Regions from separate parts of the Homo sapiens genome. Here regions 1 and 3 are each linked to region 2. Evidence: chromatin loops called from intact Hi-C (ENCODE). Cell type or tissue: HCT116. All regions are shown on one strand. Links, peaks and the distances in the headings refer to the core of each region. The heading gives the core; the rest is flanking DNA. Region 1 has its middle 110 kb from the start of LINC02382. Region 2 overlaps GALNTL6 (polypeptide N-acetylgalactosaminyltransferase like 6). Region 3 overlaps GALNTL6 (polypeptide N-acetylgalactosaminyltransferase like 6).

Region 1 (11,182 bases), core at 1,118-9,117, 1.3 Mb before region 2:
AAAATGTATGGTCACTATACATGACTCATTTGCTCTTCACATTTGGCCAACAGGCACACTAAATGGGGGTTTAAAAAGAATCAACATCCATTTACCTTTTGCATCTTTAATGGTGAAACTTTTTCTCTGCAATTCCTCCAGAAACTAGATATTGCTTTAGCTTGATTGCCTTGCTGGAATAAGAGTAGTTCCAGATGCTTCCACCTCGCCCTTTGTACCTGATTTTTATAATTTCACATCCTTTGTTCTCAATCGAATCAGAAAACCCATTTATATTACAGGATCTCTTTCTATCCTCTTAAGCCCATGGACAATAGCTACCACAAAAAATTGTTCAATGATTCTGATATTCTCCCTTACCATTACGTTTCAAAAAAAAATCTAAGATAGTATTTCCAAATCTTCAGAGTATAGTCAGTAGATGGATGAGCATATTTAAGCCAATAGGCACATTTTAATATTTCCATCTCCCATAATCTTCATGTCTTCCCCTGTAAAATACCCAGGAAGGTCTCCTAATTTAACCCTGTTTATTATATGAATTATTGAGTCAAAGATTTAACCGGCCAGATGACTAGATTATAATGCCACTCCTAGAAAATTGAGCACAACATGATATATGTTTATCCTGGGTGAATGCACCTTTGCCAATATATATTTATGAGGTTTGAGCCTTAAGTTTTACTCCAACACATACTCCCCAGTATATAGCTGAATATCAATTGATATCATCTTATAACTCCTTAAATATGTAGGCTATCTCCTTTTTAAGAAGACCTGTGTTACTGTGTCTGGGCTCTATTAGTACTAACATTTAATTATGGGCCTGAATAAAATGAGATGTTGTTGGGGATGGAACCTGAGGAGAAATGGAATCAGCTTGTAAGGTTAGTGCCCCAAAATATCATCACCAAAAGCTTTTATGTTGATGATGGATGAATCTTTCAGACCACATTGGGAGTGACAGGGCTGCATCTACCAGTAATAGAATTTGAGGGGAATTTGGAGGATCAGATTTTATACATTATTTATGTCTACTTATCCCATATCTATGGATATCACTTCTTTCTCACCAATACTCTTACCTTGGCATAAGTGGCATCCTTGAATTAAATATTTCATAGGATTCCTCTTGTCCAGCTAATCATGCTTTAGGAATGGTTTCAAGCCCTAACTTCCCTGTGATTACGAAAATTTCATTATGTCTTTGGGCTCTCAACCCATATTCTTGTATATTTATAGGTAGTAAGTTTTCTTTTCCCCTATAGATTATCTCTAAAGCTATAGTAAGAAGCACAATGACTACACGTTCTTCACTTCCACTGTTGTGGCCACTGCAACTGTGTCATAGCAATACACCTTGTGCTAAGATTTGTGATAACTTCAGAAAACATGATGCCACCTGATCTTATGCATTAGCCAGATCCCCTTAGCAAACAGGTCATTCTCATGTTTCTCCAATACATAAGCAACAAAATTCAATGATCTTATTTTGATAATCTGTTTTCTGTGGCCACTTTAATATCAACTAACGTATCAGTAAGGGTCCCAGTAGGAACAGATGGTGCTCTCAAATTAAGGTAATTACATTTATTAAAGGAACTTTAACAAATATATAGGAAGGATTTAGGTAAAACACAAACTAAAGTCTAACATGCCAGGACTTGTAAAGCAGAGATACTTAGTATCCCTTGCCTGAAAGAATGAGGGAGAGGAAAGAGTCTTGAAAAGTGGAAGGAGCGAGATATATGGAGATAGCTTGGAGAGCAGTGACTTTCAGTCAGGAGACACAGTCAATAAGAGGCAATGGCACAGAGAGATGGTTGAGAGAATTAAAATAATGACATCATTCTCCTCATTGTCTGTGGTTTCCTGTTATCAAATAGAAACTAAAAGAAAGAATGAAAGTTCACTACCTGGCTCACAGAATGGATTGGAAGAAGGTGGATATAAATTTGAAAGGGCAATTGGAAGGCAATCTAAACACAGAGTTTATAAAATACATTTTAGGTAGACTTATAAATTCTAAATGACATTTTAAAATAAACCAACAATATTCACTCACATGGCCACGTCTAGCTTCAAAGAAAACTAATGATTATATGTTCTTTTATCTAAGTAGTAATTTGACTCCTTAAATATCTAAAAACTCCCTCTTTCTCTTCATCTTACTCTTTCTTTCCCTTCCCTTGAAATGCAAGGATTTGTGGTAATGTCACGCTAGGGCAGAGAATATGGTCAAGATAGAGAGGAAGCCTACATCAGACCAGAAAAAGTGGTTAGGGGCTGAGGAGGGAGAGAGGACATGCAGGGCTGAAGTGATCAGAATTGAGAGGGCAGCTGAGGCTTACGAGGCCAGCAGGCCTAATGGGGCCAAAGTGGAGGGATTTGGGTTGAGGAGATAGGAGGTGTTTGGAGCCAGTGGGCATGGTGTTGAGGAGGTTGTCAGGACTGTGGAGGTAGCTTGTGTGATCAGGAGTTTGATTACATAAGGGAGTATGAGCACTTAAGTACATATAGTGAGAGTAATGGGATGAAAGTTTCTCATCACCAGGGAATGAGGTAAAAATATGAGATGGAAAACAGCTAGAATGAACCCTCTTGAGTTCAGTTGGAATTAGACGTATTTGTATAAATACATGGTTTGGGATATCTATACAGATATATTAATGGATCAATAGATACAGGTAGAGGCACATATATACACAAAGAGATATATGGCAAATGAATAAAAAATAAATTAAGAAAAAGCTTTTCATTGCAGTAGGATGCCAACTCATAAATTTAGAATGAATGAGGAAATTAGAAAATCACCATTTAGTAGCCATCATAGGAATAATCAGCTCATGAGAATCATCAAGGGATGCCAATACTAGTGGGCAGAATTATCTCCCCCAAGTTACGTATTAATTACAAAGGAGGTTGCAATAAATTTATAATGGAGAAACCTGTGAGAAACTACCTTTACTACATGATTAAAGCTAATAACAGCCATGAGGAAAATAGAAATTATGTGCCCCTTGATGCCATCCAATGAGAAAACCAAAGCATTGTGTCTGTGATATCATAGCCAAAAATATACAACCTGAATCCAATGATAAGAAAACATCAGAAAAACCGAATTTGAGTGCATTCTGTGAAAGAGCTAATCTGTGTTTTTATAAGTCAGTATTAAATAAAGGAAAAATAGGAACTATTTCATATTAAAGGGTATTAAACAGGAACAGCACCATATGTAGTAAGTGAATCTAAATCAGATCCTGGACCAGAAGGAAAAAATACGTTTTAAAGGCATTGCTGACTTGTTTAAGAGTAATGGGATATCATCCCCCATATAGACAAAATTTAAAAATCATTAAGAGCCATATATATACACATATGTACACACAGGTACTTATACCTACATGCATATATAAGTGGAGGGAGGAGGAAAGTGGGAGATAAAGAGAGAATGTGGTAAAATACTAGCACTGGGGAAATTTGAATTAATGCCGTTGGGAGGGAGCTGGAACTCCTCTTTGGGGCCTGTGGAACCCCGTATCCCCAGATTTTTTTTAAAAAAATTGAGTTCCTTCAAGGGAAATTCCAGGCACCTCGCTAGCCTTAAAAAGTCAATGAGCAACTTGCTAAGCAAGAAGGTGATAATAACTTAAAACCGTAGCCAGGGAAGTTAGCCACAAGAATGTTTAGTTCCCCTGAAGAAACTAAAGATTACATCTTGACATTATATGGAAGTTCTGTGCTCCATTCTTGAAAAGTTTTTGTAAGTCATGTCAAAATGAATGATTGGAAGAAAGAAGACATTTACTTGTTGAGAAGTGAGAGGCAAGTAGCAATCTCTGTAACCCTTACATCTCAATGATAGATGCCTATCAGTTCCTGGGCTTCCTTAATGTGTTCATTTTTTTCTGTTTTTCTTTCCTAGCTACAATGTCATATTGTGTCTTAGTATGACTTTAAATAACTTTTAGAGAATTAAGGAAAAATGATGACAGCAGAAAGATTTAAATCCCTCTGGACTATCACACAAAACCAGGCCAAAGAACAAATGGGAAAACCAAAAACTCAAGCAACCACCATATATTGCATCATCTGTAACAATTATGAAATAAACCACCTCTTACCTTTCAGAGTGCTAATGGGGGTCCTTTGCTGAAGGCAATGGAAACTCTGATTTCAACAGGAAGACTTCATGAGTATAGGGAAGCTTAGGGAATAGCCTGCAGAGACAGAGAACCAGCAAGGAGACATATGAAAGAACATGATCCACCATCTTAAGAATCCATTCTGCTGAAAAATCATTGCTGCTTAGTCTCAGTGGTGCTAGAAAACAGATACTAAGAACTCAATCACAGTGGTCTTAGAAAAACCAAATACTTCTATCATTATGCTTCTAGAAGCTTCTGATTTCCATCTCCCAGTCACTGCCTCAGATTGCTCGTGTATTTATCTAAGCCTTACTTTGGTGTTCCCATTTTGTAAAACGTAATCTCACATAGTGCACCACCTGCAAGGGAGCAAAGAAAGTGTATATTTGCTTTCTCAATTCAATAGTACAGGAAAGAAAGCTAGAAATGGTTTGAATGAGTGTGAAGCAAGGGTATCTATAATATCTGTCATAATTTGATCTAAATAAAAAATGGAGTCTGAGCATGGTGCCTCATGTCTGAAACCTCAACACTTTTGGAGGCTGAGGAGGGGGGATTGCTTGAGTTCAAGACCAGCTTAGGAATCATAGGGAGACCTCGTATCTACTAAAATAAAGTAACATAAAATAAAAAAATAAATCTAAAGGGATCAAAGACTTCCTTTTTGAAACTGACATTATCGTAGTCTCTCTTCTGTTTGGATAATACAAATATAAATGAACATGAAGTCGTATAGTTTTATTGAGGAAAGGAAACACAAAGATTACCAATCCAAACTGTATAATTTTTTAACAACATACAGAAACAGAAACCCAAACAAGATCAATAATATTTCAGTGCTACCCACTTACACGTGGCAAGCTAGCTAGAATAAGCCTTACTAAGAATCTTACTAAGATTTCCTATCTGAATGCCACAAAAGACTGAATCTAAACTTGTAAGATGATATTTTTACCTTCATGTCAAAAATGGAGGAATCTTTTTCTTTTTCTCTGAGTTTTCACACTTAACATTGTGTATTTAAATAATTAAGTAGCATGAAAAATTCTGTTTCTATCAATCACTGTGAAAGTTGTCATGGTACAGTGAATTTTAGAAATATGTGAATAGTCTTCCTTGAGATTGCTCCCGGCACGGGTACGCCCCCTGCCGACTGGGAGAGTGCACCACTTCCACAGGCAACATTTTATTTTCTGCTGCTTCTCCCTAGGCTTATCATGAATAGCTCTTGGAGTCTGAGACTTTCAAAGTCAGCCCTGTAAGATCTACGCTAGTGCCAGGAAGTAGTGTTCTAGGAGCCAGTGCCATCACAGAAGACAAGATATGATCACTTTGCTTAATTTATCTCTTATTGTCTGTGGCAATTAATGATTTCTCAAAATATATTTTTCTTTCTTTTTGTTTTGTTAGTATTTTGGCAGAGATAAGAAAATATACGTCCTTTCAAACTGCCAATTATATTTTATCTTTCCACTTGGTTGTCTGATCCTGTAGCAACGAGGTCATAACCCATTTTAAAATTAAACGTTGGATCTTGACCTGAATTTTACTACTAGAAGAAACTTTAAATTTATCACTTTTTGTTCCATGGCTTTTTGTTGATTTCTTTTTTGAGTGAGTTGCCACAAAGCAGGTGTAACAGCAAGTGGTCAGTCCACTCAGCATATAGGTTTAGTCATAGTCAAAGAAGATGAGAAGCATTGTATTAGATTTTGACATTAAATATTCCCAGAAGGACAGTTCACATTTTCCTGTCTGAAGAGGTATTACTTATGAGTGCTTCAATTTTTATTGTAATCCTTGATGCAGCTCAAATCAACAGAAGGATAGCTTTAGGAATGAAAGATGGAGTTTGCACTAGCATTGTCTGATATTCACTCAACCTCAGATTGACAGTAATAGATTGTTACTAGGGTGTGCAGAGTTCACTGCAAAGAATTATATGTCTTTTCTGTCCTTGGCTGTGAAGTTAGGCTACGTCCACAGAATTTAACTTTTTATTAGTTTTCAGAACATCACTTTAAAACTATGTTAAACTATAATACAAGATCTGGAATATTATCCTTGCCTTTTATTAAATTTTCCAGTTTACAAGGTAAATAAGAAATCATTGAAATTAAATTCAAATAGTTAAAGGTTTTCTAATTTTGGTAAAGAAAAAAATTGTAACAGCTCACTGCATTGTGCTACAAAGAGTAGAACAAGGGCAAACTGAATACAGTTCCCTAATCGCAATTCTGTACATTTAACAATCAAATGTATTAATTTGCTTTAGTATACTTATTCTTTATGCACAGCTGCAAGCATATATTTTTATGGATTCAATAAATGAAAAAGAATACAAGCAGTATTGTAATGAAAAATATTTATTTATATAGTGTTATTTAAATGATAAAACATCAAGTTATTGCATTTAAAGTATTGAAATTCTAGTCCTTGGCAGGTTGTTTAGCTATATATTATTTAGATTTTTATTTGTTTATTTGTAATATAAAAGTGGTTAACCTAGATTGATATTTATTGTGTTTTTGTTTTTGAAATTATAAATATTGTCATTTTACATATGTGAATTACAGTAAAATATATTAAATTATGAATATAATCAATTTCATCCACTGCCTTGAACTCCCTAGAGAATAAACTGAACAATATTATAAAGCGTTTTTGCATAAATTCTAAAGAGTTCCAAATTATAAATCACTTTTATTCCCAAAAGTATCATTTTAATGCAATTTATTAAATAATAACAGAATCTAAGTTGAGTAATAATGTCCCCTACTCATTTATGTCACATTTTAATTTTAAAAAGCTGGCAAACTATATTATCATTAGTGTACAAGTCTCTAGGTCATGGACTATGGCAAATTCATAAATATGTTTGTAATTCTGTTTTAGCTTTTTAAAGATTGATTAGAATGCCACACAACAACATCTAAGTGTCGTTAATATTTTCAAAAAGTATATATTAAAGAATTATTTACCAAGCCTCCTGTATGTGTATATATGTATGTACATATACACTTACATACGTATATATGTGTGTAATAAAAATATAGTGATATTTATTAATATTTGAGAATGTTGACTTCCAAACCACTAAATAAAACTAGCAAAGTATAATTTTTCTCAGTATTATTGAGTATCACCAAATGGCATTTTGGGAATTTTTATGGGTTTCTAAAAATATCTCATTCTATGTTACCTGTAAAATTTTACTTTTGAGTTCACTATAGTTTGAGTGTTATTAGAAAGTAGAGGAAGTGTCCTCACCGTGCACTTTACATTGAAATGGATTGGGGAAAATATGAAACCTGAAAAAAAAATGGACTTCCATGTGATAAAAAGAAACTCTTGATTTGCATCACATATCAACAGCACCTATTGTTTGGAAAGCAAAAGTGCACATTCCAAAATGTCAAGAAGCAGAACAAGTCAAGGATGGAAAACATAGGAAAAAGGCAGAGGGTTACTAGCTTCAGAGAACTAGGTTAAATGTGATGGAAGAGCAAATGCTAGTAACACTGTCGAAAAGAGCAAAGCACAGAAGTTTTAGATGATAGTGTCAAAAATGTGACCTTAGCAATTTCAAAAAGAGATAATATAAAAGGGTATTCCTAGAAATGCCTCAAGTGGCCTCAGCCTGCAAGGCAGGAGAAGGACCATCACTACCGCCTACACAATGAAGTTCCACGAGACAAAGAAATTAAAAGAGAAATGGCAGGACTGGACAGTGCACAGAAATCCTAAAGGAAACAGAAGTAACTTATGGAAGCAATATTTACGACTCACCACTAAACCCGTAGCGTCTCTTCCAAAAACAATGCCAGACGCGGTGGCTCATGCCTGCAATCCTAGCACTTTGGGAAGCCGAAGTGGGCGGATTCTGTGAGCTCAGGAGTTTGAGACCAGCCTGGGCAACACGGTGAAACGCCGTCTCTACTAAAATACAAAAAATTAGCCAGATGTGGCGACGTGCGCCTGTGGTCCCAGCTACTCGGGAGGCTGAGGCAGTAGAATCGCTTAAACCCGGGAGACAGAGGTTGCAGTGAGCCGAGATCGTGCCATTGCACTCCACCGTGGGCGACAGAGCGACACTCCGTCTCCAAAAAAAAATTAAAAATAAAAATAAATAAATAAAAATATTCTTTACCATAAGACCAGACAGTAAATCACTGGTGATGTTACAATAGAGGCCATTATTGTGGAGTGCAAAAGTAAATAACGAGAACAGTTTCTATTCATCTTTAGCTGGAGTTGCTCACCTTCCTGAGAAGGCTGATTTTTTTCAGGTCAGACAAATTGAGGAAACAGTTCTACAACTTAAAGAAAAAAGTGTTATAGTTTTTTTTTTTACATCAAAAAATTGTCTCTGTTATATTCAGAATTTTGGAAGTGTTGGAAATTTTAGAGGTCCCTCTAGTAGAGCTTTTCTCAAGAGACACACCACCCTGGGGATCACACTTTTATAATTTTCCCCTCTAATTATGGTGGTGTTTCTCCTATATCCCCCACTACTTGCAAATGTCTCTTTGTATTAACGGTGACTTAGTTCACCTGCTGTCTCTCCCTTAGCTAGGGGTCCGTGGAAGATTAGACAGGAAAAAAAAATTAATTATTCAAGATTTTCTTAAATAATTTGTGTAAGAAAACATAAGAATAAAGATCTATCACTTCAATTAAACAATTTCTTCCCTAATATTCCTGAGAAATATTTATAAAATTTTTCTTGGAAATACTAGCAAGGAGGTATTTGCTGTTTTCTCAAAGCAGTGGCTACCATCTTGGGGCAGTTCTAATGGCTAGAAATTGCCTTCTTTTAACTTCTTCTGGTCTTCAATCTTTTGTTAATGATCTTCTGGAGACATTAAAAGGCATTGAATATACTGGTGTGAACAAATCAAACATAGTTCTTGCCTTCATAGAGCTTACAATTTAGAGGAAGAGGAAGGCATTAAACAAAACACTCAGAAAAATAACTAACCCAGATGTCAACTGGGGCTTCACGTTCCTTGAGAAGGACTGGGCTCGAATCTTATTCCACTCTCCAAGGGTGATGTCCAGAATCTCCCCCTAGATTGCGGCACATTGCGGATGCCTTTGTGGCATTTTGTCCCTAGAATTGAGCTCCTACTTTCTCTCCTACTGCTCTGCAGTAAATGATGCAGATGGGACAGATAACGCTTTTCCTTAATTCTCACTTACAGAAAAATAAAACTCACAAAGCACCTCTCTATTTGAGAAAGATTCTAAAGAAGAATTTTAAGAAAGGCAAAGGGTAATTTTGCAGTGCACCTTGGAAAATTTCTTCAAATGAAGCATTATTTACAGAATTGTCTTACGACTTTTTAACTTGACTGAAATTTCAGAGAGAACGGGGCAGAGCTGGACGGTACCAAAGCGTCTCTTGCTCAGCAGCCTCTGTTATGTATGTGTGTGCATAATGTCTGCACGAGGGGGTGTGTGGAGGTGTTTGTTAGTTATCACTAAAATGTAATTGAAAATAATGTACACACAAAAGAAGATGTATTTTATGTATACATTTGAATTATAATAATAAAATGTCAAAATTACATTTTAAAATGATAGTGGTACAGGTTTCTCCTGGTATTTTTCTCAATATTGTCTTTATACATTTTGTGGTAGGCTACTAGCAGCATTCAAGTTTAGAGTTTTTGTTTTTGCTTTTGTGTTCTGAAACTTTTATAAACAGCATGGCCAATCTATGAGAACCTTTATCTAAAATTTTGTTTGGGGTTATTTGGTTGATGCAGGTAATATGAGCAATCACTCCTAGCTCAAGTGACTGTTAATTTACATCTGGCAATTTCCATGAGGGACGTTTCTGTTTCGTCATGTTATTCTTCATGAGGGTCAACAGCCAAGCCATCCTCTGTCTAATTGAGATGGTTGTTCATGTTTTTGCTTTGCCTGTTTCAGCCACTAAAGTTCTCCTTTGAGGGGTCTTGAATTCAGGCAGGGATTTTTGCCCAGTCTCACATTCGGCTGAGGCCTATGCAATTGATCAGAAGGTCTTTAACACACAACCTCTTGAATGCCAGATAACGGCAGATACTCCTAGAGAGAATACATCTTCCTTCTAATTTACCTTTGTGATTTTTGTTTTCTTGCCTTATGTAACCTCTGCATAACTCCTGTGGTCTTGCTACTATCTTGGCCATGTTTAAAAATAATTTTTAAAAAACTGTATTAATAATTAATATATATTAATGTGTTGTGTGTTGGGTCACTCTCACCATATAGCTCACCATTTTTCAAGAAATGAAAGAAAGTCCACATGTATCCTTTTGTCTACTGTCGTTGGTCTTTCTCACTGACCCTTCACACATCCGGTCTTAGGCTTCCATCATCATTGAGTCTTCTTCCTCCCTTGGTTGCCGAAGTAAATTCCTTTCCTTGATCCGTGAAGAGTCGTGTGTGAGTCTTCTTTCAAGATGAGTTCCAGCCAGGCCCTTAGGATCACCTGGCTTAGGTCTTTCCCTACACCTTACCAAACCAAACCAAACTAAGCCAAACCACTCTCTAAGCTAATGCTAGAGCCACCAGTTAAAATAAAATTTAACTTCTCATACCCATATAAGACTCATAATTACAAATAATTATACATTCTGTGAGGAAAATCATAGATTTTCATGGCAGAAAATAACGGGTGAATTATTTGGTTTGGTGGATCGTGGAAAACCTCTTTGAACCAATACTTTATTTTGATTATTCTGGAAAACCTGGAATTTATGTAATTCCTCATCTGCATATTTGAAATTCAAGTATCCAAAGTCAGCTTATAGTTTTGTTCTTTCCTCTCCTTGGAATTGTTCAACTTTTCTTGAACAATTCTGCAAAGAATTTCCTAACCAGATAGTTCACAATCCTAGTCACCTGAGCTGGAAATACACTAATATTTATCTGTTTATGTAACATATTCAGATCAAGCAGAAACTCTTGAATTTGGTTATTACAGAAAGCAGTAGAATTATACTACTATTTTCCTTGATCTGTAAACTCTGTTTTCATGAATA
Region 2 (11,182 bases), core at 1,416-9,415:
AACTAGGTATTGAAGGAACATACCTCAAAATAATAAGAGCCATTTATGACAAAACCACAGCCAATATACTGAATGAACAAAAGCTGGAAGCATTCCCTTTGAAAACTGGCAGATTTCAGAATGCCCTCTCTCACCACTCCTATTCAACATAGTATTGGAACTTCCCGCCAGGGGAATCAGGCAAGAGAAAGAAGTAAAAGGCATTCATATAGGAAGACTGTAAGCAAATTGTCTTTGTTTGCATATGACATGATTCTATATCTAGAAAATCCCATCATCTCAGCCCAAAAGCTTCTTAAGCTGATAAGCAACTTCATCAAAGTCTTAGGATACAAAATCAATGTGCAAAACTCACAAGCATTCCTATACACCCAGAACCAACAAGCAGAGACCCAAATCATGAATGAACTTTCATGTACAATTGCTACAAAAAGAATAAAATACCTAAGAATGCATCTAACAAGGGAAGTGAAATACCTCTTCAAGAAGAACTACAAACGACTGCTCAAAGAAATCAGAGAAGACAAAAACAAATGGAAAGGTATTCCATGCTTCCATGGATAAGAAGGATCAATACCATGAAAATGACCATACTGCCCAAAGTAATTCATAGATTCAATGCTATTCCCATTAAACTACCATTGACATTCTTCACAGAATTAGAAAAACCTATTTTAAAATTCATATCAAACCAAAAAAGAATCCATATAGCCAGAAAATCCTAAGCAAAAAGAACAAAAGTGGAGGCCTCATGCTACCTAACTTCAAACTATACTACAAAGCTAGTAACCAAAACAGCATGGTACTGGTACAAAAATAGACACATAGACCAGTGGAACAGAATAGAGCAGTCAGAAATAAGATTGCACATCTACACACATCTAATCTTCTACAAACCTGACAAAAACAAGCAATGAGGAAAAGTTTCTCTATTTATTAAATGGTTTTGGGAGAACTGGTTAGCCATATGTAGAAAATTGAAACTGAAAGCCTTCCTTACACCTTATAAAAAAATTAACTCAAGATGAATTAAAGACTCAAATATAAAACCCAAAACTAGGCCGGACGCGGTGGCTCACACCTGTAATCCCAGCACTTTGGAAGGCCAGAGCGGGCAGATCACGAGGTTAAGAGATCGAGACCATCCTGGCTAACACGGTGAAACCCCGTCTCTACTAAAAATACAAAAAAAATTAGCTAGGCATGGTTGTGGGCGCCTGTAGTCCCAGCTACTCGGGAGGCTGAGGCAGGAGAATGGCGTGAACCCAGGAGGTGGAGCTTGCAGTGAGCCAAGATTGTGCCACTGCACTCCAGCCTGAGCAACAGAGTGAGACTCTGTCAAAAAAACAAACAAACAAAACCCCCAAAACTATAAAATCCTTAGAAAATTTAGGCAACGCCATTCAGGATATAGGCACAGGTAAAGATTTTGTCATGAAAATGTCAAAAGCAATTGCAGCAAAAGCAAAAATTGACAAATGGGATCTAATTAAACTAAAGATCTGCACATCAAAAAAAAAAATAAAACAAAAATCCTATCATCAGCGCAAACAGAAAACCTACATAATGGGAGAAAATTTTGCAATCTATTTATCTGACAAAGGTCTAATGTCCTGAATCTTCAAGGAAATTAAACAAATTTACAAGAAAAAAAAAAGACCCCATTAAAAAGTGGGCAAAAGGTATGAACAGAAACTTCTCAAAAGAAGACATTTATGTGGCCAACAAACATGAAAAAAAGCTCAAGATCCCTGATGATTAAAGAAATGCAAATCAAAACCAAAATGAGATACCACCAGTGGTTTCCAGTGCCCTCACAAAAAGGTCAAACAACCTAAACATATACTTTATCACTTAGCAGGAAAATTTTGAGAGTTAAAAGTGTTGCCAGTAAGTAATTATCTGGGGACAAGAGGTGCTATCAATAATTATGATAGGACTGTTCTGGTCAACCAAGACAACATATAATCCTTCTTCTTAGAGATGCTTTAAAATCCAGTGCCTACTTGCCTCTCCCAGCATCAAACCCAAACCACAATGTGCTAATTTACTAACGTAGTGCATGTACTAGCCAGCCATAATGTACTACTATAATTCCCAAAATGTATTTTTTTTTAAATTTTGGCTATTTAGTACTTCACTTCTCTCTAATGATAGCCAACTCCTAATCATCTTTCAGTTCCTTAGATATCACTTCCTCCAGGAAACCCCTGCTTTTACTACTGTTGGCATTCTACCCTTTAGTACACTGACTACACTGTGCTGTAACCAAAGTTTGTTTCTATGCATGTTACCACCTGTGACCCCTGTTGGATTCCTTGAGAGCAGACTGTGGTAGCCACCGTTTTATCCTCCACTCCTGAAAAAAGAGGTCCCATAGAGTAAGCATTTCATCAGTGTTTGTTGAGCAAATAAACAAATCTATTTTCTTCTTGTCACTTCTCTTTGTGTTCTTCATTATTAAATGGGTAAAATAAGAATTGTGCCTATTTAATAGGATTTTTGTGGAATTTTTTTAGTACAATATACAAAAAATGCTTAGTGATTATCTGACAAAAAGACCATCTCAGTAAATTTTAGCAGTTATTATTCCTCGTGCTTAGATCAAATATATAACATGATATTTTTGCAAATTATTTTCGTGATCATTTTCAGTCAGATCTATTTTATCTCACAAATTTTGTGCTTCTGTTTTAGATAATTCTCTCACCATTTGACTTGTAATTAGTGTAAAATAATCTGTCTTTCCCAGTAAGTTTTGAGTTCTTTGATAACAGACTCTCATCTCATTCACTGTGGATTTCCAGTGACAGACACAACACAGGCATTGAATCAAACATCAGTGGAATATCTTATGTTTAAAGAAAATTGAAGACTGAAGACATAGAATTGTGGGGTTCCTCATTGCAAGATAAAGTTGACAATGACTTTTTTTAAACTCCTGGTAAATAGATCATATTTACTTTGAAAGATTTTTTGTTGTTGTTGTTGTTTGTTTGTTTGCTTGCTTGCTTGTTTTAAATAGTGGGAAAGTCCTAAGGCATTCAAAAGTAAAATAGTATTTTAGATTGTTGACATACTCTAGAAAGACTTTTCCTTCAATTTCTAATGCAGGCAACTAGCCATATACCTCATTTGAATTATTATTTCCAAATAATTCAGATGACAGTAGATTTGGAGGAATCTAAGAGCCCTTAAAAAACATCATTCCAAATTCTTTAATTTTAGAAATGAGGAATTACACATATAGAGAAGCTAAGTAACTTTGAAATTCTAATTGGCAATAAAAAATCTGGGGAAATGCAATCACTAGCTATTTATCCCAATAGTTAATGTCCTCAAAATCATCAGTAATTTAGATGAAACTGTCAGTTCAATGTATTCTAGATGCAGTATAGGTTTAATGGAAAGTCTGCTTGAATTATATCCCATTTTATTGATGTTTCACTAATAAGTGTTCCAATGGACATAACAAATTCACCCTCAAACTTGAAATTTTTCCCTTGTTAAAATACTCCAGTTTAATTATGTTTAATTTAAAGTTGGAGTTTTAGGACTGCTGCTCATGGCTAGACATTGATTTTACCTGCATTAAGGAAATTCGATTACCTTGAATCATTTATATATATTTGTAAATCACGAACGGTGCTTTTCTGATGTTTGGGACTAATTATTTCCATGAATACAAACGTCAGCAATATGAAAAGCAAGTTGTGGAATGAAACAAACAAGTGGCACCAGAAAATATTGCCTGCATAATCCATTGTGTTCTTTATAACCAAATGCCATTTGAAACCGTGCACTGATGCAGATGGCAAGATAGAATTTAGACTTTATGTAGTAGATAATATAATTTTATTTTGCTTCATTTTATTTCTGAATACTATATCTGAATAAACAAGCACATTAGTAAATGTGTGACAACATCTACCTTATTTATGTTTTTGTTTAGCCAGTGAACCATAGGCAGTAAGTGATTGTCCTTAACTTTTGTTTTTTGGTTAGAGGAGAATAACATAAGTAGTAACACGTGAATTGTTACAGGGTGAGTTATGCTTTGCAAAATACATTCTTAATCAGATAATTTGGTAATTATAACACAGACTCCAAAGTGTTGCAAAAATAAACTATCACTTTAAAAAGAGCTTAATGCAATGCTGGGTACTTACTCATGAACTGATAATTTAACAAAATTTACCAATGGAAAGCAAGCTTTATTATTGTTAGTAAATAGTATGCTCTATGAAAGAGAAGCTGAAAAGTGCTCACTTTATCTCAATACATTATTTCCCTTAAAAACGATACATAAGGAAAAAACTCTTTGTTAAACACTGAAACAACTGGAACCAAAACAAGTTTTATGAAATTAAGTGGACAGAATTGTTCCCTAATGCTTTAGTTGGGAGTTGTTTTTTTTTTTGGTTTGTTTGTTATTGTTTGTTTTGTTTTGTTGTTTTGAGACGGGGTCTTGCTCTGTCCCCAGGCTGGAGTTCAGTGGCACGATCTTGGCTCACTGCAACCTCCGCCTCTGGGATTCAAGCAATTCCCCTGCCTCGGCCTCCCAAGTTGCTGGGACTACAGGTGCACGCCACCACGCCTGGCTAATTTTTTGTATTTTAGTAGAGATGGGGTTTCATCATGTTGGCCAGGATGGTCTTGATCTCCTGACCTCATGATCTGCCCACCTCAGCCTTCCAAAGTGCTGGGATTACAGGCATGAGCCACGGCACCGGGACTAGTTTTTTTTTTTTGTTTTTTGTTTTTGTTTTTAATAAGAATAGTTGGTTGGCACTCGTAAAGGTCTCTATTGGTATTGTTGTTATTAAACGAAACACAGATAAACTGTTTAATTTTAAGATTTGTTAAAATATTTTTGTAGTACTTCCCTAGTTGCTATAGGAGCTGAAAGATAGAATATTTGTTGTGGAATTTGCAAACTAGTTGAGGCAATAAAATAGTGCACATAAAATGGCAATTACAGCAAAAGAAAACTATGACATTAAGTGCCTTAATTGTGCTGGTAATTATCAAAAGGCAATGATAATCAGCCACAATGTCCAACTGGCATTCTGTCAGCCAGCACTCTCCTGCAGAAACAGAGGGGTATGGTAGGTTCTCACTTGATGCCAATTCAACCTAGGCTAGAAATGACACCAAGAAATGGGCGGGGAAATAGTTGCAGAAGTGATGAGACTAGCTCTGCTTCTTGATGCCTTGCCACCCTTTCCAGAATTCAAAAGCACGTTAACCATCATATGGAAGAACACCTTAATTTAGTTCAAACCATGAGGGAAAAGAGTGAGGCATTAGTGAAAAATATCATCTCATGTAAATGTAGATATCTTGCTTACTTACTTAAAGAGGTTGTGCTTCCTATACTCACAGTTCCTCAAAGCATAATTGTAACGAGACTGGTGGTTTAAAATTTGCCAGTTTCTTTGTAATTGCATGGACTTTGCTGAGTCTCTAGGTATGATGAGCACAGTAATTTGAAACTGTAACCTGAGATTAAGGCAAATGATGCTTTCTAATAGAAAAAGCTGAAACTAGTGTGATGAGCAGTAATGTCTTTAAAATTAAATTTTGTATTGGGTAAGTAAATAAATAAATAAAAGAATGAAAAATAGGAATATCTCAATATGTTTATTATTCCTTAAGTTTTTGGATAGTGTAATATTAGTGTTGAAATAATTATTTCATATACGATCAAATATGTGTGTATATAGAAACACAAATATTGACATACATACTTACATATAGGTAGATGAGATGGATATATAGATAATTATATTGGGTAGAAAGATTAAAAAATAGCTTCATGTGGGGCATTATCCCCAAAATAAGTATCTAGGTAATGTACTTGTGAAATCAGTGTGGTCTGTGATTACCATCTAGTGGCAGTGTCCTTGAATTGCAAATACTCAGTGCCAGTAGGAAACCCAAAGGGGATTATTTGGCCCATTCAACCCATTTTCTTGATGTAATGAATTATTATGAAACATCAGCAACCACACACCTACTATACAATATATAATAGAGTTATATATTGTAAACACATTTTCACAAAATGGATGATTTCTACATGAAAGTTATTTAAATAAGGCTAATTGAAAAACATTTTAATTGAGTTTTGATAGCAAAATCAAAATTAGGCTTGAGAGGAAAACAATTGAAAAAAATTGAGAGGAAAACAATATGTTTAAGTTGAATTTGATTACAGATAGTATAGTTTACAAATAATAGAGTTTAGGAACTAAAAGTCCTGTGTATACTTTGACAATGGAGTTGGTCAATATTAAAATGTGTACATTTGGCTAAATAAAAATAGGCAGTGTTTGTGTTGAGATTTGAAGTTCAGACTAAACAGCACTGTAAGGGTAAAACATTTTTTAGCATGATAGAATGAGGACATAAAAATGTGACCATATAGCTATATTGGTTATGTTGTTATGGGAGAAGATAAATTAGGAATTGTTTGCAATAATTTATAAGGTATGAGCACTGGTATTTCAGTAATTGTTGAGAAAATGCAAAGAAAGGGAAGAATATGTAAGCTTTGTCAAGAAAGAGGTAAAAATACTTGTCAAATTTGGCAGCGGAAACTTAAAAACTGAAGGTGTCTTTAAGGTTTTCAGTATGAAGATCTCAGAAACGATGGCGGTATTTTAAAAAGTATTTGAAAAATTAAAATTAAATATTACAGACCTTTGTTATAGGGTATCAATCTCATAAAAGATGTACCCATTTCTAAGGAATTTTTCTATAGTATGTCATTCAATCCTTCCAACTCTTCCTCCATTTTTAACCTGGGAGGCAAGGCAGGAATCAGGTTCAAATATATTACATCATTTTCCCAAGACTTTATTGCTAATATGTGGCTTCATTTGACCTCCAGACCCATCTACTCTAAAATTCATGATATTTTCCTTCTCTATGAAACTGATTGTTTGTTGTTTGGCATCTTGACAGATTTTTTTTTATAATTTATTTTTTTCGAGGTGGAGTTTTGCTCTTGTTGCCCAGGCTGGAGTGCAATGGCACAGTCTTGGCTCACCACAACCTCTGCCTCCTGGGTTAAAGTGATTCTCCTGCCTCAGTCTCCCGAGTAGCTGGGATTACAGGCATGTGTCACCATGCCTGGCTAATTTTGTATTTTTAGTAGAGACGGTGTTTCTCCATGTTGGTCAGGCAGGTCTCGAACTAACGACCTCAGGTGATCTGCCCACCTCAACCTCCCAAAGTGCTAGGATTACAGGCATGAGCCACTGCACCCGGCCAACAGAATTTTTTTAACTAAGTTAATGTGAAGATTCTACAATATATTTATCTATCAATTAAAAATTATGTGAGACCTTATATTACTAGAATTCAGAAATTGTGAAGTTTACTAGGTTGTTTGCTATATATAATGAAAGATGTTTGTACTAAAAATATACCTAAAAAAATCAAAATAAGAGAATACCAAAATACATTTATATATGATAGTCCTTTTTTTAAAACTGCGTCAATGTAATAACTGAAAGGTAGTTTGCTCAAGTTTGCAGTGCATTGTGACAGTGTAAGTCTTTTCTATCATTAAAGATTCAGTATGAACACATTGATGCAACCTGTCTGATACTGAAAGAAGGGGCACATGGCAGTCTGAGTGCAGAGAGAACACAGTGGTCTCCTTCAATCCTCACATTATCACTGTTTCTGATTGTTTATGTTTATTCATAGGTAATAATGTCTTTTATCTCAATTATAATTTTAATTTGGAGCTAAGATAGGTAAACTCCAAAACATATTTTTAATAATATTGTGTATTCTATAATTATTAAGGGTGTTTCCTTTCATTTTCAAAAGTGTCTTAGTTTGCATGATAAATTATATTGTCACCTTAGACCAGGGGTTCTTGGACAGAGACATGACAATCTGGTAAAATTTATGAACCCTTTTGAGAATAATGTTTTGTGATTACAAAGAGAAGAAAACAGAATAGAGTTATCAAACTATTTTAAAAAGTCAATTTGTGAAGCAGTAGTCATTGTGCTCCTTTGCCAACTCATTAAATAACAAGATCTAGGGATAGTTAATAACTATCTTAATTTAAAGAAGACATGAACTAAACAATGTTTCTATACAGCTGTATCAACTGTAATGTGAGATCACAATATTTACAATTTCTATTGATGAAGAAGTCCCAGGTACTACTAATTCTACTGTAGCTTATGGTCTGCATTTAGTCTAAATAAAATGTTAATTTTCAGTTCTCTAAAAGTTATGATTTATTCTTTTCTTAATCCAAATGTGCATATTCAGCTAATTAAGAACCCCTAGATACACTACATTGGTGCTTTATATGTTTTCTCCAACACTAGAATTTGAGCTTTTTAATCACACACATTATATTCATCTTTGCGCCTTTGGTAACAAATGTAAAGGATAAAACATCTGAAAAGTTTGATAAATGGATAAATAGATACCACAAACAATAAAATCAGTTAAAAAGCAAGGATCTGCAAAATTTTTCAGGAAAAATTCCATAATAGCAAATTTAGTATAGAAAAGTCTCCAAATGAAAGCCTGAACTAGTGGTGTGAGATGTAATAACATGGACACAAAGATGAACTTTACATAGACTGGGACTTGTGCTAGAGTCCACTTTTTTGGGAGAGATATGACCTTTTAGTGTCCTGAGCGACTTAAAAGCTGACAGAGGCCAATCCGGACCACACAGTCTTTGAAATGACATCTTGGTAATCTACAGTATTATTAGATCCAGGATATTAAAAGCTAGGTCAAAGGACAGTTCTGACAAAGAAAAGACTCTCATCCTTTTGTTCCATAATCCCTTCCTATTTCCAGTCCCATTCTTACATGCAGAAGTACACTCTGAAGAGCATAGGCAGTGTTATCAGAGAAGCTACTGCGATGTTTGTTCTTTGCCTGGAAGTCTTTGTTCCATAATCTCTTCCTATTTCCAGTCCCATTCTTACATGCAGAAGTTCCCTCTGAAGTGCACAGGCAATTTTATCAGAAAAGTTACCATAATGTTTGTTCTTTACTTGGAAATCTTTGTTCCGGAGATCTCATCACATAGTTTTTCCTTTCTGAGCTCTCAGCAGTAAGTTCTATGCCTTGTTGTTTTGGCATCTCCATCAAGTCTCCCATCAATGGATTGAAAATATAAACTAGGTGAAAAATGCATTCTTTGTTTTCCCACTACCTACTCAGAGGTCTACCTGGTGTTTGTAGAGCAGGGAAAGAATATGTACATATGCCATGTATTTCATATTTATATAAATATATATATGTTTAGCTGTATGTATGTATGTGTATCTGGAGATCTAAACAAAGAGAATAAAATGAACTAATTTCTAGTGAGAAAACATTTAAACATCCTCCGCTCTTCCAGCTGGGACTCAGTAGAAGTGCATTCTAATTCTGCTGGACAAATCCTTCTAAATACTCTAATCCCCATAAGAATAGTTGTATTTATTCAGCTCATCAACAATGATGATCTGAGAAAAAAATTTTCCAAATTATGTGGATACAGGGAGATAGTAGGAGATCATGAAACATAAAGAAAAAGGGACACAGGAAAAGACAAGAACAGGTGCTCCCCAGATGCTCATGGTGTTTAATGAGAAAGCATATTTTGTTATAATGAATGTTCTTGGCAGTCCTTGATGAGTGATTGTATCTTTTTAAAATAACTGCATTAGTAATTTGTACTGACACTCTTCATGCCAGTAAGATAAGCTGTTTCAGATAATGATAAGTGATACAAAGAAAATAAAACAGTGATGCAATAGATAGTGACAGAGGGCACCTACTTTGGAGAAGATTGTTGTAGGCATTTTTGAGTAAGTGCCATTGAAGTGAGACCTGAATGATGAGAAAGAGACCGTCATGTACGCAGCAGGGGAAAGAACATTCTAGACAGAGGAGAGAACAGATGCAAAGTCCCTGAGTCTGGGAACAAAATTTTAGAACAGAATGCATATCAGAGCAGATGAAACGTGTTTTTTGTTTTGTTTTGTTTTGTTTTTCTGTTTTTTTTGTTTGTTTTTTTTTTTTTTTTTGAGACGGAGTCTCACTCTGTCGCCCAGGCTGGAGTGCAGTGGTGTGATCTCCACTCACTGCAAGCTCCGCCTCTCGGGTTCAGGCTATTCTCGTGCCTCAGCCTCCCGAGTAGCTGGGACTACAGGCACCCACCACCACGCCCGGCTAGTTTTTTGTATTTTTAGTAGAGGCGGGGTTTCACCATGTTAGCCAGGATGATCTCAATCTCCTGACCTCGTGATCCGCCCCCCTTGGCCTCCCAAAGTGCTGGGATTACAGGCCGCCGTGCCTGGCCGAAACGTGTTTTAATAAATGGGAGAGTCTTACAACGTTAGGTCATAGAGTTCGGCAAAGCCAAATCATACAGGGTCTCCTAAGCCTTAGTAAGCACCTTGGATTTTATTCTAATTATAAATGAATTAATTCATTAAATATGTTCAAGTAAAATGTGCACAATCTGAGTTATGTTTTAAAAAGCCTACTTTGGATCTTTGTGGAGAGTGGATTATAGGAAGACGAGAAAATACTGGGGAACAAAATGGGGATGCTTTTGGAATTGCCAGGAGAGAGACAGTAAAGGAGCAAGAGGGATGGTGGTGCTCTTTCCTGAGAGAAGAAGAGGAAGTTGATTCAAGCAAGAAGAGGAAGCATCAAAAGTTATGTTTTGACACGTTAAGTTTCAGTCACTATTTGGGAAGCCTTTCCTGAAGAGTTTAAATAAATAGATAAACTTTTTCTAAATAAACCCTTTGTCAGAGCCAATACACGAGCCAATACAACACCTCTTTCTGGGAAGCTGCATGGTAGTAGCTGTTAAAACTAGATCTGGAACCAGACTACTGACATATAAACGCTTGGTTCTCTCTGTTACTAGCTATGTGACCTTCAGTACTTGAATTCTCTGTCCCTCAATTTCCTCAACTACAAGAACAGTAATTACAAATTCTCTCTAATGGGGTTTTTAAGGACTAAATAAGTTAATTAATGAAAAGCCTTCATAACTTGCACGCAGTAAGTACATGATACACATCAAGTTTGTTATGATTATTCCTAAACTACAGCGTATTTTATTAAAATTGATTTAGAATATATTTTCATTCTGTATGACTTGTAGAATCTTTCCTGTACTCCATGT
Region 3 (11,182 bases), core at 1,406-9,405, 360 kb before region 2:
CTCGCTGGCTTAAAATATATTCTGAAAGAGTTACAAACAAATTTTATTAACAGGGAAATAACTGTTATAATCTTGGCCCTACTATAGCCAATATTTAATTTTACTTTTCATGAAGATTGAGTGACTTTATCTTGACTGTTAACAGTACAGGTTTGAAAAGCAGTGTGTCTTAGAATAGTGCTGGCCTTAGGCCTGGGCCCATAGTTGAGGTCTCAGCATCTCACAGTCATACATGCGGAAATAAACATATTAAAGAAACCGTGGGCACTTGTGTTACTCGGAATCCCACATTTGGAGCTGGCATGCTGTGACCCTTAGCACTAAACATCAGCTCTGTGCCTCTCTCCACACAGGCCTTAAGAAAAGCTTCCTCACCCGTGATGGCCCCCATCATTCTTACAAAAGCCAATGATCTGAATGGGCACATTTTGTGATTTGTGCTGCTAACTTTTGCAATAGATACTGCTTAGGAGTGTGGGTAGCCTTTGGAGTAGAACAGTACTCCAGGGAGAGAAAAGACAAATTAATTAACTCATCATATTATTTTCTCTCATAGTGCACAAATGCAATAGAGTTTCGTGTAACAATATATAACTTTCCAGGGCTCCAAGCCAAGCATCCTTCTCTTGTTTCTTATCATGTTGCAACATATGTCCTAAAATCTAGATTTTTCTGAACCATCTTAATTCCTCTTTTTTCTTAACTTTTCCTCCTGGCCCCATTCTCCCCCATTGGAAAATTGGACATGCTTATGTAGAAAATTCTAAAAGCTTAATTACTGAGAAGTAGCTATTGTTATCTCTCAAAAGAAGATGCATGCACCCTTTCTGCTTATGATCACATCAGCCCACATCATGTTTCAGTGGAAAATGCTTGAAATTTTGTGGATTCTGTTTCTAGAACCTCCGGTACTTGTACCAAGGGTGGCTGTGAACAAAACCTTTTAGAAGATTCTTTCCCTGCTGGATCTGGATCTTTGAAAGCAGTTTCTTTTCAGGCTGACTTTCCTACTGTGTTATCTTTCCACTTCAAATACTTATTTCAATAGGCTGAACATGTAATAAAGGTTAAAAATAATGTAGCATATGATTATCAGGATGAAGAATTGAAAGGAGATATTAATTAATGGTGGATAAAGTGAAAAAAGAAAACATAAATGAAATTACCAAAGTAAACATTCAGTGCAATTTGATCACTGCAAATATTATATTGAACAACTAATATTTAATCTATGTATTGGTGAAATACCAGTAATAGAAAACAATATGTTAGAGTTAATAAACACTTTCATTGTTTTACAAAAACAAATATAGCTTAAGTGAATATTTTAGTTTAAGTGAATTACTTGAAAAACATAAACAACAAAAATAACCTTCTCAATTTTATGTATTAGTTTAAAACATACTACCATTTTATTTTTCTTCATAAAATCCCAACATTGAATAATTTGATAGAAGAAGAACTTAAGAAATACTAATGAAACTAGCTATTCCTTTAGGAGGAAATAGAAATCATGATATAAGCAGTAGTAATTTTGTAAAAATAGTAGTATTTGATGAAAAACTAATTATTTAAATCAAAATGGTTAAAATAGTATGTAAAATGGTTAATTCCAGAAAAAAACCTTCTATGCAAATTTTATTACTAATACCAGGTGCTACATCACAGCAGAGTTTTTTTAATTGAAAAAATAAAACTAAGTATAGCAATGTCCTCCCAAAACTGAGATTTGGCATTACTGTCAATATAAATAAAATTATTTTAAAATCTGGATTATTACAAGATTATAAGTGATTCTTCTAAAATAAGGCATGAAAATAATTTCATGAAAGTATGTATATTTCATGAATTATGTTTCTTTTTTATTATTTATGCAAACATCACTGGCCTATCAGCAGAATACCTAGATATGTGCAATAGTAATTGAATTTTGTCTTTGGAAAGACAAATAATCTTTTCACGTACCTTTCGGTTTTGTCATTATGAAGTTCCACATGTCAAGAGAACAGAATAGAATATATCTTACTTACATTTGTTATTTATATAGTATACATTCTAAATATTTACAATTATAGTGTGTTGATCTTTATTTACACTTTTGAATGAAGCCCCACAAATATTAAGGGTTGGCCTGTCCTTAAAATTTTTAGTTGTTACATTTCTTATCCTTGCTTACTTTTTATTTTCTGAAATGCAATCCCCAAAGATGCAATTATACACTTTTAATATTTCTCTGGCCCTCAAAGTAGACACAAAAAATAAAGTTTTGGAAATAATCCTGTCTCCATGCTTGGTGTTTTTGCCTGTTCTTGTGTCACTATGAAGAAATACCTGAGGCTGGGTAATTTATAAAGAAAAGAGGTTTAATTGGCTCATGGTTCTGCAGGCTGTACAGGGAGCATGGTGCTGTCATCCACTTCTGGTGAGGCCTCAGGAAGCTTACAGTCATGGTGGAAGAGAATAGAGAATCGACATGTCATATGGTGAGAAAGGAGGCAAGAGAGAGAGAAGGAGGAGGTCCTAGACTCTTAAACAACCAGATCCCCAGTGAACTAACTGAGTGAGAACTCACTTAGCACCAAGGGAATGGTACTAAGCCATTTATAAGGAATCCACCCCCATGATTCAATCACCTCCCACCAGGCCCCACCTCCAACACTGGAAATCACATCTCAACATGAGATTTGGAGGGCACAAACATCCAAACGGTATCACTTGGTGGTACCACTTATTTTCACTTTCAATTTATTTTCCACTCAAATTCATGCCACAAACATCTTAAAAGGCCTTAGTTGTTGCCTGTTCAACCATCCATTCAATATATCTGCAATTATATTTCCAATTTTACAAGACTGTCATCATTGATTGGTAACAACATCCTAGTTAGATCGTGCACTTTTTAGACCATTTTTCTTTCTTCTATGAAATTAGTTTTATTAAAACAGAGGAGGGCTGGTGAGGTGACTGCTAGAATGATGGAATAATAAAGAAATCTTCTATTAGTTTAGTTTTAATGGTTTTTTATGCTAAATTTCTTGGTAGCTCATATAGAGGCATCGTAGCAGGACACACTTTATGATACTACAATGAATATTCTGTTTAAAAGATCATTTATGTCCCTAAAGTAAAATACACCACAAACATAAAAAAATGACTATGAAGACAATTCACATAAAAATAATGCACAAACGAGAAGATCTACAGAGCAAGGAGGGACATACCTTCTTGCAATACTCTGTTATTGATATGGTGACAATGCCAAGATTGTTCATCCATAAAAGATTACTGACATTCTTGCTGCTAACCTTAACAATGGAACAATACAGTAACTGGAGACAAATGCCAAAAAAAAAACAATTTATTCTTGTTTATTTAGATTCTACCTATTTTTCTACTTCTTTTATATTTCACCAAACTCTTAGAATTTTGTGCTTTTAACCGCAAATGGGCAAACTTTGCATTTACTTTGGTATTAAGCCAGGCAGTGAGGATAGGCTCTCCCCATATTGTGTGTGCATGCATATGTATGTGTAATATATTTGGTGCTGGTAGAGAATGAAGATTTTGGATGAAGATGTTGGATGAATTTACTGCCAAAAAAAATTCCAAGCAAACAAAAATCTACATAGTTTTAGACATTCACAGAACATGCTATAAATAAAGATGTCTGGTGGTTAACAGAATTTTTCTTTATTATTTGACAATCAATAGTGTAATTAGTGCTGATTTTCTATTAATGATTAAAGTAAGAGTAGTCAATATTGAAGCAAAAATTGTATATCTGTAAGAACTGGAGAACAAAACTCCTTTCTATAAATTTCTGCTAGAATTTGATATTGAAGATTACTAACTTCAAAATATCTGTAACAAGAAACAAGTTTTGTGTTTGTGTAAATGCTCTTCTACTAGCATGCATATTATGATTGTGTTGTGAAATGAGACAATGCAATTGCAGGTGTTAAAAAGATAAGGTAACTTTTTGTTCATTAATATTTCTTAATGTTACCTATTAAATTCTAAAGGTGGAATATCAATCTTTTTTCTTCTAGTTTGTTTGCTGATTTCAGTGGCTGGGGCCAGTCCTTGATTTGGAGGATGAAACTCAGGGTCATTATTATGTTTTTTAAAAAGTTTCCTTTACCTTCATCTTCATCCTATGGTTAACTTTGCTACCATTTTACCATTTATATCTAAGGTGTATTTTTTTTCTAGATAAGTGAGATGCCCATCATTGTCACTTTCGTGTTCACTGATAGAGGCACCATCATTATTTTCTTGGGAAACCCTGGTAGTTTTGATGTCTGCCAAATTTCTGTGTAGATTGTAAAACTCTTGGTGACATTCAATCTCATCTTCCTTTTTAAATTGTGCATTTTTGTTTTAAGTTTTATTTTCAGATGTGAGGTTTGGAAGAGCTTTAGATGAAGTAGGCTAATATTATCAGACAGTTCGTTGATGTGACAGATTACGAAGGTGGAACAGCAGATATGACCAGAGCACTTTTCACTTGTGGGTGCTGGATACGGAGCTGTGACAATGTAAAACTGGAGAAAGCACTTGATTTCTGTTTAGGAAAAATGATTCCCCAAGAACAAATATAACATTGAGAATTGCACTTGGGGTAATAGGAAGCATATAAATTAATGGCACCAGGAGGGGCGCTTTGTAAAGATAACAAGCAATTTAGTCAGAGATGGTTGCTGTGGCAGGGACTTTCTTTGGAGATGCTTGTTTCCAGCTGATTGAGATCTCTGCGGTCTATTGCTTTCTTGCTCCATTTCAAACAATCAGCATGAAATAGTGTAGCCAGCCTATCTGCAGGTTTGCTAGTCTCCAACCTGTAGACATTAATCTTCTGTTCTCCATTCCATGAATAATACTTAATGACCTTCAATATCCAAATGTTGAAATTACTTACTGACACACTTATTCAGTCACTAACTGGTTTGTGTACTAATGAATTCATTTGCCAAGCAATAGTTAGTAAATGAAATGGTGGTATTTTAATAACCTTGCAATTCTGTTCAAAGCTGATACTTCTTAACTGTTTTGATTTTTCCATTCAAAATTATCCCGTTTGATTGGATAATTGCATCTGGAGGACAAAATTCTTGCTGGTCTCTTTGTTCTGAGCGAAAATCTGACAGAGACAAACTAATAACTTCTAGATCAAAGTTGACCGTAGGAATATGAGTTCTGGACCGAAAGAAAAACTTGAAATGATGTGGAGACTATTTATCTATTGGTTTATATTAGGTAATATTGTCATGTCAGTGTTAATATCAATGTAAAATTCCAGATATATGCTTCCTTTTCTATATTACTGTGGGAATATAGGAAGTGGCTGCTCTGACTAGGATTTCATAGTCTAACTCCCTTGGATGTAAATGTGGTCCTAAGTCTTGTTCTTACTAATGGAACGTGAGCATAAGTCATATATCTCATTCTCAGCTAACAATTTAGAAAGTAGATGTGCTCTCTACAACCGATTTTTCCCTTCAGCCAGTGGGATACAAAGAACCAGAAGACCCTAAGGGATGGTAAAGACACAAGATGGAAGGAGACCAAGTCTCCAAATTACTGCAAGAAGGAATTCCACCTATCAAGCAAGACAGCTGCTTTGAAATGTTATGTTAATAAGGAAAAAAAATCACTTGTATTCATTAAACCACTAGCATTTGAGGTTTCTTTGTGACAACAGTTCTTAATAATTAATACAGGCAGAGTGTTCCATTATGTAATTCATGTCCAATAAATTGTGAACATACTCATCATCACAGCTACTCAATGGTAGATAAAATTTTCTTATATAATATTTCTACGGGAGTTTACATGGTCATTCACTGTAAATTAGGTTTCAGTATACTTTGAGTTTGCTTTATTTCACTTTTCAAATCAGGGATAGATAACTGTCATATTGCCTTTCCCATTTATTTTATGACAGATATGAGGTTCTAAAATTTTAAAAATTTTTATTCATTTGTGAGTAATTTTCTGATATTTCCCATCATGTCAGTATAGTTTGACTGCTGATATTGTAGTTGATCCACTTTATTTGCAAATTCCAAATTAGCAAATTCACCTACTCACTGTAATTTATTTAAAATCCTAAAACCAGTATCTGGAGGGCTTTCATAGTGACTTGCAGACAGTGCAAAGTAGAAGAAAATTTGAATCACCTGATGCACCTGTTCCCCATGTAAGGCAGAACAAGGGAACTATTTCTTATCTTCTCCTTACATACAATCATGGCCATACCATGGCCTTACCTACAACCATGGCCAGAGGAGGTAGACAGTAGGGGGCAGTGCAGTGTAGGGCAAGAAGCTCCTGCGCTGGGGCTCGTTGGCTGCATTTTGAATTTCAATTGTAGCATCTGTTGGTGGAGTGGCCTCAGTTAAGTCACTTAACACTTCATTTATTTACTCTTGTGTAAATTTATTTACTCTTGTGACATAAAGAAAATAAAATCTACCAATACTAGATGTATTTAGGATTTAAGATTGTAATCTATTATCTATCTATGTCTATTCATATCTTTATATCTATTCATCTCTATATATGGACATATATAGATTTTTATATATTTATAGATATATATGGATATGTATATTCACATGTCTCTCTAGATATATCTATAGATATATAGAAAGCTATATAATGATATATGTCCCTGTAGATGTATCTATCTATAGATACATAAATATATTTATATATAATATATAATTATATGTATTTATATTATATACACATAATTATATGTAATTATATATACATATAATTATATGTAATTATATATACATATAATTATATGTAATTATATATGAATATAGTTATATGTAATTATACATATACATATAATTATATAGATATCTATATCTCTCTCTTTCTCTCTGTGTGTATATATAGATATATATTTCCCCTACGAGCAATGGTCAGTATTGCTAATTCAGCATTTACAGAAACTTTGTAGAACACACCTTCTGTGAGTAATGAGAATCGACTGTACAAGTGTATCTTGGAGATATTGCAGATTTGGTTCCAGAAGACTACAATAAAGTGAATATCACAATAAAGTGACTCACACATATTTTTGAGTTTCCCAGTGCATATGAAAGTTGTGTTTACACTATACTATAGTCTATTAAGTATACAATAGCATTATACCTGAAAACACAATATACACACCTTAATCAAAAATGTTTACGAGCCTCCAGTGGTTTTAATCATTTTGCTGGTAGAGAGACTTGCCTCGATGTTGATGGATGCTATCAGGGTAGTAGTTGCTGATGATGATTGGGGTGGCTGTGTCAATTTCTTAGAATAAGACAACAATGAAATTTGCTGCATTGATTTTGATGGACTTGTCCTTTCACACAAGATTTTTCTTGTAGCATGTGATTCTGTTTGATATCCTTTTATCCACAGTAAAACTTCTTTCAAAGAGGGGTTAATTTTCTCAAACCCCGACACTGCTTTATCAACTAAGTTTATGTAATAATCTAAATCCTTTGCTGATATTTCAACAATGTTCACACCCTTACCAGGAGTAGATTCTATATCAAAAGAAACACTCTCTCTCTGCTCAACTCCTCATCCCTTCACGTTTTATCATGAGATTGCACCAACTCAGTCACATCTTCAAGCTCCACTTCTAATTCTAGTTCTCTTACTATTTCCATGACAAATGTAGTCACCTCCTCCCCTGAAGTCTTGAACTCCTCAAAGTCATCCATGAGCATTGGAATCAATTTCCTCCAAACTCCTATTAATATGACATTACCTTCTCCCATGAATCACAAACGTTCTTGATGACATCTAGAATGGTGAATCCTTTCTGGAAGCTCTTCAATTTACATGACTCAGATCCATCAGAGGAGTCACTGTCTATGGCAGCAACAGCCTTTTGAAATGTGTTTCTTAAATAATAAAACTTGAAAATCAAAATTACTTCTTGATCCAGGGACTGCAGAATAGATGTTGCACTGGCAGCCATGAAAACAACATTAATCTCCTTGTACATCTTAATCAGAGCTCTTGGGTGACCAGGTGCATTGTCAGTGAGCAGTAATATTTTGAAAGGAATTTTATTTTCTGAGAATTTTATTTTCTCATCAGTAGGCTTAAATATTCAGTAAATTATGCTATAGACAGATGTTCTGTCATCCAGGCTTTGTTGTTCCATTTATAGGGCACAGTCAGAGTAGATTCAGTGTAATTCTTAAGGGCTCTAGGAATTTCAGAATGGTAAGGTTTAGCATTGGCTTCAACTTAAAGTCACCAGCTGCATTCACCTGTAACAAGAGAGTCAGCTTGTGCTTTGAAATTTGAAAACCAGGCCTTGACTTTTCCTCTCTATCTATGATATTTTTTCCCTATATAAGGCTGTTTTGTCTATCTTGAAAATCTGTTGTTTGGTGCAGGTACCTTCATCCATGGCCTTAGCTAGATCTTCTAGATAACTTGCTGCAGCTTCTACATCAGCGTCTACTGCTTCACCTTGCATTTTTGTTTTATATGGATGGTTTCTTTCTTTAAACCTCATGAACCAACCTCTCCTGGCTTCCAACTTTTCTTCCACAATTTCCTCACATCTCTTGTCCTTCATAGCATTGTAGAGAGCTAAGGCCTTGCTCTGAATTAGGCTTTCACTTAAGGAAATGTGACTTTGTTTGATCTATCCAAAGCACTAAAACTTTCTCCGTATCAGCAATAAGACTTCTTTGCTTTTTTACCATTTGTGTTTTTACTGGAGTAGCACTTTTTAATTTGTGTCAAGAACTTTTCCCTTTTTTTTTTAATTTGAATAAATGTAAGAGGTACAAGTGTAGTTTTTTTACATGGACATATTGCCTAGTGGTGAGTCTGGGCTTTTACTGTGACCATCGCCTGAATAGTGTACATTGTGAAGAACTTTTCCTTTGCATTCACAACTTGGCCAACTGGCACAAGAGACCCAGCTTGGGGCCTGTGGTGGCTTTCAGCATGCCTTCTTTATTAAGCTTAATCATTTTTAGCTTTTGATTTAAGCTGAAAGACATGCTATTCTTCCTTTCGCTTCAACACTTAGAAGCCGTTGCAGGGTTCTAAACTGGCCTAATTTCAATATTGTGTCTCAGACAATAGAGAGGCCTGAGGAGAGGGAACAGATGGGAAACTCAGGTTGTTGCAGCAGTCAGAACACTCGCCATTTATGTATTAAGTTTATGCCTCTTACTATCTTCCTTGAGATCACTCCCTTAATAATAATAGGAAGTGCTTTGTGTAATTTTCATGGAGCTTGAGAGGAGAGATACTAGGGAATGATTTCTTCTTTTTTCATGGACAGTATAAATGTTTTGTTTGCACAGCATTTCAATTTCACTTTCAACTACTTTAAGTCATCTACATTTGAAAATAGAAATAAAGAAAATCTTGTAAGCAATTATTAAGAAAATTATAAATATGATAAAATATGATTTTACCTATTAATGTAAGTCTAAATAGGTAAATTTACATTGAGAAATTAAAAATAATAATTTATTTATCTGTATACCTATTATTAACTGAAAATTTACAAGATATAGGAATTTGGAAAAGATACTTTTATTTTTTCTCGTAAAGGAAGAAGGTGGCCATGCCGCAGGCTGGGAAGCATAGCCTCTGGCAAAGACCAGAAAAGGCACTTCAAAGGAGGAGGGGTTGGGGCAGGAGCTTTATGCTAAACAGGTTGGCTAACCATACAAATTTAACTGGTTATGAGACAAGCTATGAATATTAATGAAGGCAGTTCTGACACATGCTCATTGAATAAATGTGCATGTTGCATATGAACTAGTGGAGAGTTAACATTTTTTGGTTTTTGTTTGAGACAGAGTCTCACTGCCATGCCCAGGCTGGAGTGCAATGGTGCAATCTCGGCTCACTGCAACCTCTGCTTCCCGGTTTCAAGCGATTCTCTTGCTTCAGCTTCCTGAGTAGCTGGAATTACAGGCGCGTGCCAACACACTGGGCTAATTTTTGTATTTGTATTTTTAGTAGAGACCAGGTTTCACCATGCTGGCCAGGCTGTTCTCGAATTCCTGACCTCAAGTGATCTGCCCACCCCAGCCTCCCAAGGTGCTGGGATTAAAAATTTAACATTTAAATGTATTACAGTTGGGCCCTATGCATCAAAACGTAAAGTAGGGACGTGAAGTTACTCCAGTGCACAGCCTCTGTAAACTGGCCAGAACCAGTCCATGGTCAGCGATCTTAGGAGGAGAAAGTTACTGAAATCAGTCTCTTATTCAATCAAAGCTGTTGTTATGGCTTGTGGAACAGGGGCTGGAGCGCAGTTAATCAGCATCTGGTGGGACTGTAAATTGTTTTAATATTGCTTATCTCGAAGCCAGTGCTTGTTTAACTGCTAAATAAAAAGGAAAACCTTGTGGTAACTAGAACCTAGTTCATTTTGTTAAGTGCAGGTGTGTGACTTTACCCTTGCCAGCATGGCCTTAAACCCTGTTTATAATTTAGCATTTCATTACGACAAAGAGTAGGCTATGTTAGTCTTATGATCTCTGTTTTAATGTAAATGCTGGTTAGTTGTGTCTAAACTCCAAAACAAAGAGGGTATAATGAGGCGTGTCTGACTTCCTTTCTTATTATGGCTAGGCACTCAGTTTTTAAGGTTTTTCTGGGGTTCCCTTGGCCAAGAGGGGGTCTGTTCAGTCTGCTGGGGAACCTAGGATTTTAGATTTAGTTTACACTACTGAATGCTACAAACCATTCCAGGAGCTATTACTGGGTTAGTTTTAAGGTTCTTAGCCACCCCAATAATTAGAGGATATTATCCTAAAACAATGCAATTCAAGGGAATATTTATATCGTAGAGCTTTAATTTCACTTTTCTGTTTGTGAGCAGAACTGGCATTTTAATAAAGGCTCAGGGCATTTCTCGTAGTGTATAATTCACAAGACAAAAATTGAAGTATAAGATAGGAACGAACTTGAATGTAAAAGTAAGAGCATTTTTATTTATTCACTATTTCTCTTTGATCCTCAAAGTAATAAGTATTTTAAATTATAGAACTAAGTTCATACTCTGCTTTACTTTTCCATCTCATATTTTAAGCTGTCTACAAACTTAGCTCATCACTGGATTCTGGCTTGGAATTGTTGTCACTTCTTATTGTTTTCTCTTTTGGTAGAATCAGTCAAA

What was found. Hi-C counts contacts between places; a loop is a spot of excess contacts. Peaks named below come from ENCODE experiments on the same cell type or tissue, not always from the same donor. Only the 100,000 strongest peaks of a DNase experiment are listed, where the experiment ranks them.
Region 1: a loop joins it to region 2, with 2.5 times the contacts of the local background. A loop is called at or near these places in 2 of 110 quality-filtered maps.
Region 3: it touches region 2 in a loop (14-fold over the local background); 16 of 110 quality-filtered maps call a loop at or near these places.

The regions. Positions count from the first base shown.
Region 1 is chr4:170,848,319-170,859,500 of GRCh38, forward strand. No RefSeq gene overlaps it. Among named protein-coding and RNA genes, the nearest start is that of LINC02382, 110 kb to the left of the region's middle. In HCT116, for the core only: a CTCF peak has its summit at 5,298; a DNase peak (open chromatin) is centred at 5,303.
Region 2 is chr4:172,196,769-172,207,950 of GRCh38, forward strand. The region is part of intron 2 of GALNTL6 (polypeptide N-acetylgalactosaminyltransferase like 6); the gene reads left to right. Among named protein-coding and RNA genes, the nearest start is that of GALNTL6, 390 kb to the left of the region's middle. In HCT116, for the core only: a CTCF peak has its summit at 5,900 (motif pointing left); a DNase peak (open chromatin) is centred at 5,903.
Region 3 is chr4:171,840,137-171,851,318 of GRCh38, forward strand. All of the region lies in intron 2 of GALNTL6 (polypeptide N-acetylgalactosaminyltransferase like 6), which reads left to right. Among named protein-coding and RNA genes, the nearest start is that of GALNTL6, 32 kb to the left of the region's middle. In HCT116, for the core only: a CTCF peak has its summit at 6,294 (motif pointing right); a DNase peak (open chromatin) is centred at 6,295.